Regions from separate parts of the Homo sapiens genome. Here region 1 is linked to region 2. Evidence: chromatin contacts called from ENCODE Hi-C or POLR2A ChIA-PET data. All regions are on one chromosome and are shown on one strand. The core of a region is the stretch at or near the end of the contact, and the rest is flanking DNA. Distances in the headings are between cores, read along the strand shown.

Region 1 (3,317 bases), core at 415-2,914, 460 kb after region 2:
TTTATTTGTATGACTACTGGAGCATATTCTTTTTAAAGCTCTTATAGTATGTCTAAAAATAGTGTACATTTTATATTAAGCAAAAATAGTCTTGTTTTTTTCAAATACATTAGTTTTCCCTCTACAACTAAGTTGTGATTTTCTTTAAGGCTTTTGTACCTTCGAAATATGTATGATATGTGTATAAGTGAGGATGATTTAGCTGCAATTAACAGCAGAAAACCCAAATAAAAATGATTACAAGGCAAAACAAGTTAATATCTCATATAACAAGATATCTCAAGGAAGGCTGGTTCCAAAAGTTTTAACTTGTTGGCTCAGGTCGGTAATTTCATCAAGGAACCAACCAATTTCTTTCCATCTCAAATACTCAGTGCTCCCCTAACTGAGGATGAGCTTAGGGAAATATCCAAGGAGTAGGCTGCATCGGGTTATATGACAATAACATATACCTGTGAAGTCTACTAGGCTTTTGTTTTTAGGTAATCCTTCACTGATGAATTTGTCCTGCCGTAAATTGCAGCCTGCCTTTGCTGGCCAGGCATGTTTTGAGAGATGCCCTTGCTATAACCTTTTATGATAATAAACTAGTAATGTTGTTGGGCAGATAACTCAGTTCATCAAGTACCGTAAGAGTTGGTCAGCTGATAATGAAAATAACTATTTAATGTGCATCTCCCTAAAACCAATACCTAACTTCTATTATAAATAAGGAAGAAAACTTTTGATTAGGACTTATCTGGGAAAACGAAACTAAAATTTATGAAGATGATTTTTAAAGAAAAATTTTATTTAACAATTTTTAGGTTATATTACAACTATGTACTAATTTTTTAGAACAAAGAATGAGTCACGTGAACTTTGTTTTTGGTCTTGTTTTTCTGATAAAATATGGTAGCATGATAAAAATTCCTTTATTTGACTTTTATAGCTTGATTATAAAGAGTGCGTTGTTGTGTTATTTGCTTTATTTTTCTCTTCGTTGTGAAAGTCCTGACTCTGCCAGATTTTCAGATGTTTAATGGATTTGCATGTGATTTAAATGGTCCTCTGACATCCCTTTTATCAATTTCGGGAAGTCCATCTTTTGTGAGAATTGCAATTTCAATTAGTTTTGGGTTTGCATTGCACTGGCTAGTATTTATATAATCAACATTCACTGAAAGACTGACCAAAGGGATTACCATAATGGGCAGAGATAGCTGCTGATATTGAAGAGAGAGAGAGCTATTTGGGCAAGTACTAATTTTATGGAAGTCCGTTCATCAGTAAATATTTCTTATTATGATGACTTTTGCAACTCAGTGGGTGGGGATAATTGGATAGTTGGGTAGTAAAGACCCCATCTGCTGAATGTTTGCTATAGAAGGCCACGTCTTTCAGTATATTTCCTGCTCTCTTTCCAGGCTCATGCTTTCAGCAAATACCTGTTGAGTCCTGCCTGACTCCTATGTTGAGTCATAGGGTACTGAGTAAAAATTATTTATGCAGTATCTTGAAATACCTAGCTGAATGGGTTTTTTTAGTCATTGTTTTTTGTTTTGTATTCCCAGTCTGGTCAATCAGAATGACTCACAGGGTACTTCTGTTCTAAGAGTTTATTGTTTTAATGGACAAATGTTTCATTATTTTCAGATCTTTAGCACAAACTGGAAAAAACACCCAGACATTTTCTTTATACCACTTAAAACAACAATACAGTCTGGACCGCAGACATACTGGCTTCATCTCCAACCTCAAATTCAGCCCTCAATATTTGCCTATATAAGCAATGTTTACAGCCTCAGAAGCCAAACAATCTCTTCTTTTAGTTTTTATCTTGATTCCAGGCCCCATACTTTATTCTTATCTGAGAGTCCTTGGAATATTTTCATTTCCTGAAGTTCTGAAAAATGGATTGTCTCTGCTGTGTAGCTCCTCTCTCCTTTCTCTCATTCTTTATAGCTTATTTATGATTTTTTTACTCTGTCTCTGTAGTGCCTTTAGCATTAAAAAGATAGTGATCTACCATCCTGGTGGGTGTGTATTTCTCCTTCTTTGTGTGTGTGTGTGTGTGTGTGTGTGTGTGTGTGTGTGTGTGTGTGGTTTGTATCTAAAGCCATGGTGACTTCTGTATGGCTCTATATGTATATTGATGTAGATGTGGGAAAAGAGTGTAATTCTCATGTGGGTTCTTTAGTTGCATCATAGTATAATTAAAGTGGCATTGGGCCAATCTTCATTTTTCCTTTTATCCTGTGGGTCTCTAACATTCAAAACTTCTGGAGTAGACAAGTAGATCTGCTGGTTTGTGGGCCAGAAATAAATAAATGGTCTACCTTGTTTGATCATGTCATTTTTTATACATTGAATTCTATTTTTCACTTTTAAGCACTTTCCTTAGTAACTTAAGTTCTGAAGATTCTTCTATTTTTATGTAATTTTCTCATCTTTCAGGATCTCTTGGAAGCCAGCATTCTCTTTTGCATAAATTGGTCAAATAAGACTCAATGCTGACAGTTCTTAACAGGCACTCTTTATCTTTTTTCTGTGGAGTGGGAGCTTCTTTAGTCAAGCCCCTTCAATAAGGATAATGTCAAAGAAGTATACCTGTTTCAGCCAGCAGTCTGCTAACAAAGTCTGTTTCATGGCATGACATCATAAAATAGAACATGCTGCTGTATTTGGAGCCTTTGGAGTACTGATTCTTCCATCTTTTCAGTTAGAACTATGTGCATTTACTTTGTAGCAAGAAAGCAGCATTATATCACTCCATCTGGATTGTAGAACTAGAATAAAATTCAGAAAAATCAATAGAGTTCAGAAAACTACAGTAGAAGCCCGCTTAAGTGGTATAGATGAAACTACCAGTTGGCTGCACTTAAATTAGGGAATAGTCATAATAAAAGATATGTACATACTGCAGACATTTTAACACATATAAATTCACTCATCAATATTTTGTTGCGGGGCCAAAGTCTTTGCATCTGTGAGGGGCCACAGTCTGCTTTGTCTCTCCAATTTCATTTCTTTAAAGTGAAGCAAACGTTTAAAGACATGAAACCATCTGAATGTGGGGTTTTACATTTTGATGTTTTTGTTTCCAATATTTTATAATCAAATTTTCACATTTATTGGAACATTAAATTTATTTTTTGCCTTTATTGAGTCATTCTACAATATTCAACTTGGCTTCTATAGAAAAATGCTATCTTTTCTCGCTTAATTTTCATTCATTTATGTAATATTAAATTAAATAAAATAATTACAATGATAAGGGTAACTGGCACAGTGATTTGGGAACATACACAATTTGACTTGTTAAGCATATAGCTCTA
Region 2 (3,619 bases), core at 56-2,555:
GTACTTTTAAGGCAAATGATTAACTACTACAGACACATACACAGAACAGACTAGTTCTAAGTCTTCCTCATTCTTCTCCAAACTTTTTAACTGGTGGAGAATCTGCCCCTGTGGGCCTAGATCTCCCTTGCTATATAAAACTAACTTTAAATACTGTCTTTGACAAGGTAACTTTCCTGCGCCCTAAAACGATGGTATCGCTTCATCAGTTGTCATCTGGTTGTGTCCTGTAACTGGGTGGGGGTTAGAAAGCAGTTTCCTAAGGAAAAAGATGAACTCAAGAATGGGAGAATTAGGAGGGAAGGTGTAACACGCAGAAAAGGGAGGAAGGGGGGTGGAGTGGGAGGCACTGCTGGTCTGACTCGGAATTTCGTGCAGACAGAACGAGAACAGAAATGGAAGAAGTGGGGGGTCGAGTCACTGAAACCTGTTAGGCAGCATTTTCTTGGTTTTTCCTTTGATGCGTCTTAGACATTGCTTTACAAGAAACTGAGACCTAACAGTACTAACGGCCCAGCTGGTCAGGACACCGCACGACCATTCATCTCCCGCTCCCGGCCAGAGCTGGTCCCTTGAAAGCATCGCTCCTCGCCAGCGCTCAGCCAGGCTTTTCTCCCAGCGGCCAGTCGGCGGGAGCGACCACCAGAGCCTGTCGACCCCAAGGCCACAGACCCGCGTTCCGGTACTCGCCGGCTGCCACCGCGGCTTCCCTGCCAGTGGACAACCCCTGAACACTCCCACACTTCGCAGCTGAACCTGAGCCGTGCCTTTCCCAAAGAGCCGAACCCGGCGGCCACACAGTAAAACCCAAGCTGGAGTGAGGGTCTTACCTTTAACAGATTAGACGTCGCCATGTTCTTTAACTTGGACTCTCGCGAGACGACGCGAGAATTCGTGGCGCTCCCGGCCAGGCCTTGACCGGAGGCCGGAGCTCCCACCAGGGCCCAGGGCCCGTCGGCCCGCACCAGGGTGTGGTGGGCGCTGGAGCAGCGCGCCGACAGCGCTGACCTCGTCCCAAGCACCAGGAGCTTCCTCACTCTTCTCCCCTACATGGTCACCGGAGCTTCCCCACGCGAAAGACCTCATGCACGCGCTCAGGAAGACCGGAACGGCGAATGCTGAGAAGGTAACGGGAGCCGACCTGACTTGGAAGAGGAAGCATCGACTCCACGAGCCTCCCCGACTCCTTCGGATTAGCCTTTGTGGTTGCACCCGCCGCGGCCACCTGCAACGAATTTAGCTCGGCTTAGGCCCCGCAGCTCAGGTTCCGCGGCCACGTCACGTGACGCGAGGGCGGGGACGCGCTCGGGAGCGAGCGTGGGAGCCTGGAAGCCTCGGTGGGTCCCGAGGCTGCAGCGAGGCCGGGACCGTGCCCTCTGCTGGCGGGACCTGGCGTTTTCCGGCACCCCGCCCCAAATCCCGGACTCGGTGTTAAGGGAGGTGCATTGTCCTGAAATGCTTACAACAGCTGTCTTCAATAACTCGTGCATAGAATGCGCCCAGTAAATATGTGTTGACTGCACAAGCGTGATGACTCTTAATATTTCTATTCAGGAATGCTTGGCACTTAGATAAAATATTGTTCAGTGCTTTGGGAGGCCGAAGGGGGAGGATCACTTGAGGCCAGTTCAACACCCTCGTCATTACAAAAAAGTTTGAAAAAAAAAAAAAAAGATTGTTTAGAGAATGAATATTAATCTTCGATTTTCTGAAGGCACATTATCCTAGAAGATCCTAAACCATAAGCCTCCGGGTTTTACCCCTTCAGACCACACACCACTGGCCAATGAGATAATATAATTTACATGTGGAACCTGCAGGATACCTGGTATTGTATTTTGCAGGTTTACAAACAGCCTTCATACGGCCATAATGCGTAGAAATAAGTAAGAGCTCTGGACTAAGAGAAGAGGGATGGGCCTACTTAAAGAATCCAATCAAGTAGTTAATACTTGTTTGAGCACTTGTATATACTAGGCACAGGAAATACAGGATTAAATAAAAGAGAAGACCCCTGCTCGTTTGGAGTTTATGGCCTAATAAGGTAGCCAAATGTTAAGGATGGCTACACAAGTCAAATATTACTTAGTGGGAGTTGTGATAAATATTGCAAAGAGGCCGGGCGCAGTGGCTCACGCCTATAATCCCTATAGGGCCCCGTGGCTCACGCCTATAATCGGCACTTTGGGAGGCCGAGACACCTGCGGTCAGGAGTCCGCGACCAGCCTGGCCAACATGGTGAACCCCTGTCTCTACTAAAAATACACAAATTAGCCGGGCATGGTGGCGGGCACCTGTAATCCCAGCTACTCGGGAGGCTGAAGCAGGAGAATCGCTTGAACCCTGAAGGTGGAGATTGCAGTGAGCCGAGATCGCGCTATTGCACTCCAGCCTGGACGACAGAGCGAGACTCTTGTCTCAAAAAAAAAACAAAAAAAACAAAAAAAAACTACAAACAAAAAAATACAGTGTGCACTTGAGAGCGTAGGAAGGGAAAGGAAACTAGTATCCTAATCTCCATCTACCCAAGCCACCCTTTGCTTATGCTTAACTGAACCTTAAGACAACTTTTGAGAGCTTGATTTCAGCGTCCTACTGTCAACCGAAGCATTCCAATTTTCCTAACTCACTTGTTCTGGAAACACCACTGCTACAACTCTGACTTCAATAAGTTCTCCATTCCATTGACCCCACCTGTTATCTGCCATCTCCTGTTTTCACTCTTTCTCATCCAATTTAGAATCGGCCCACTGTTATAAAAATGTTTAAATATTTAAAATGCTTAAATATTTATTTCTTAAAAATAGCGCAGGCACATAATACAAAATTCAGAAGGTGCTAAAAATAATACAATCAAAAGTAGTCTTCCTTCGACTTTCTGGGGTGATGTAATGTTCTATATTGTGGTAGGGACTTCAGTTATTCAGGTGTATGCACTTGTCAAAACTCAGCCAGTATACCCTTAAGATTTATGCATTTCAGCCAAGCACAGTGGTGCAATCCTGTAAGCCCAGCACTTTGGGAGGCGAAGGCAGGCAGATCACTTGAGCCCAGGGGTTCGAGACCAGCCTGTGCAAAGTAGCTATCGCTATAAAAAATAATAAAATTTTTAAAAAATGTGCATTTAATTCAAAGAGAAAATAGTTAACAAAATTTGAAGTTTAATGCTACCCATACTGAAGAATTTAGGAGTAAGTGAATCTATATTTATAATTTACTTGGAAATGTATCAAAAAATAAGATGAACTGATGGTTGGGTAGAAACACTGATAAAGCGGGCCTGGCGTGGTGGCTCACGCCTGTAATCCCTGCACTTTGGGAGGCCGAGGCAGGTGGATCACCTGAGATCAAGGGTTCAAGACCAGCCTGGCCAACATGGTGAAACCTTGTCTCTACTAAAAATACAAAAAATTAGCCGGGAGTGGTGGCGGGCACCTATAATCCCACCTACTCAGGGGGCTGAGGCAGGAGAATAGCTTGAACCCAGGAGGCAGAGGTTGCAGTGAGCCAAGATTGCGCCACTGCACTTCAGCCTGGACAACAAGAGTGAAACTCTGTCTCAAAAAAAAAAAAAAAGTATGTATATATATATATATATATATATATATATATGGCAAGT

Evidence for each region. Hi-C counts contacts between places; a loop is a spot of excess contacts on that map. ChIA-PET counts read pairs that join two places held with the same protein, here RNA polymerase II (POLR2A). Pooled maps may share reads with other maps.
Region 1: a loop to region 2 is called in a pooled map, with 3 times the contacts of the local background. The contact joins the enhancer-like site here to the promoter of CUL5 in region 2. A Hi-C loop is called at or near these places in 1 of 37 single-sample maps with no recorded cell type and 8 of 50 pooled maps. POLR2A ChIA-PET finds 5 or more read pairs at or near these places in 1 of 52 experiments (OCI-LY7).

What each region holds. Positions count from the first base shown.
Region 1 is chr11:107,543,583-107,546,899 of GRCh38, reverse strand. The region is part of intron 7 of ALKBH8 (alkB homolog 8, tRNA methyltransferase); the gene reads left to right. Among named protein-coding and RNA genes, the nearest start is that of ALKBH8, 20 kb to the left of the region's middle. Within about 2 kb of position 1,664, at least 4 of the 41 ENCODE cell types and tissues checked have a DNase peak (open chromatin) inside an H3K27ac peak, as active enhancers do.
Region 2 is chr11:108,006,584-108,010,202 of GRCh38, reverse strand. It overlaps CUL5 (cullin 5), which reads right to left and starts at 1,305. Exons shown (of 19, transcript NM_003478.6): 1 at 831-1,305. The coding sequence starts at 854. RefSeq lists enhancers at 791-980, 1,081-1,180.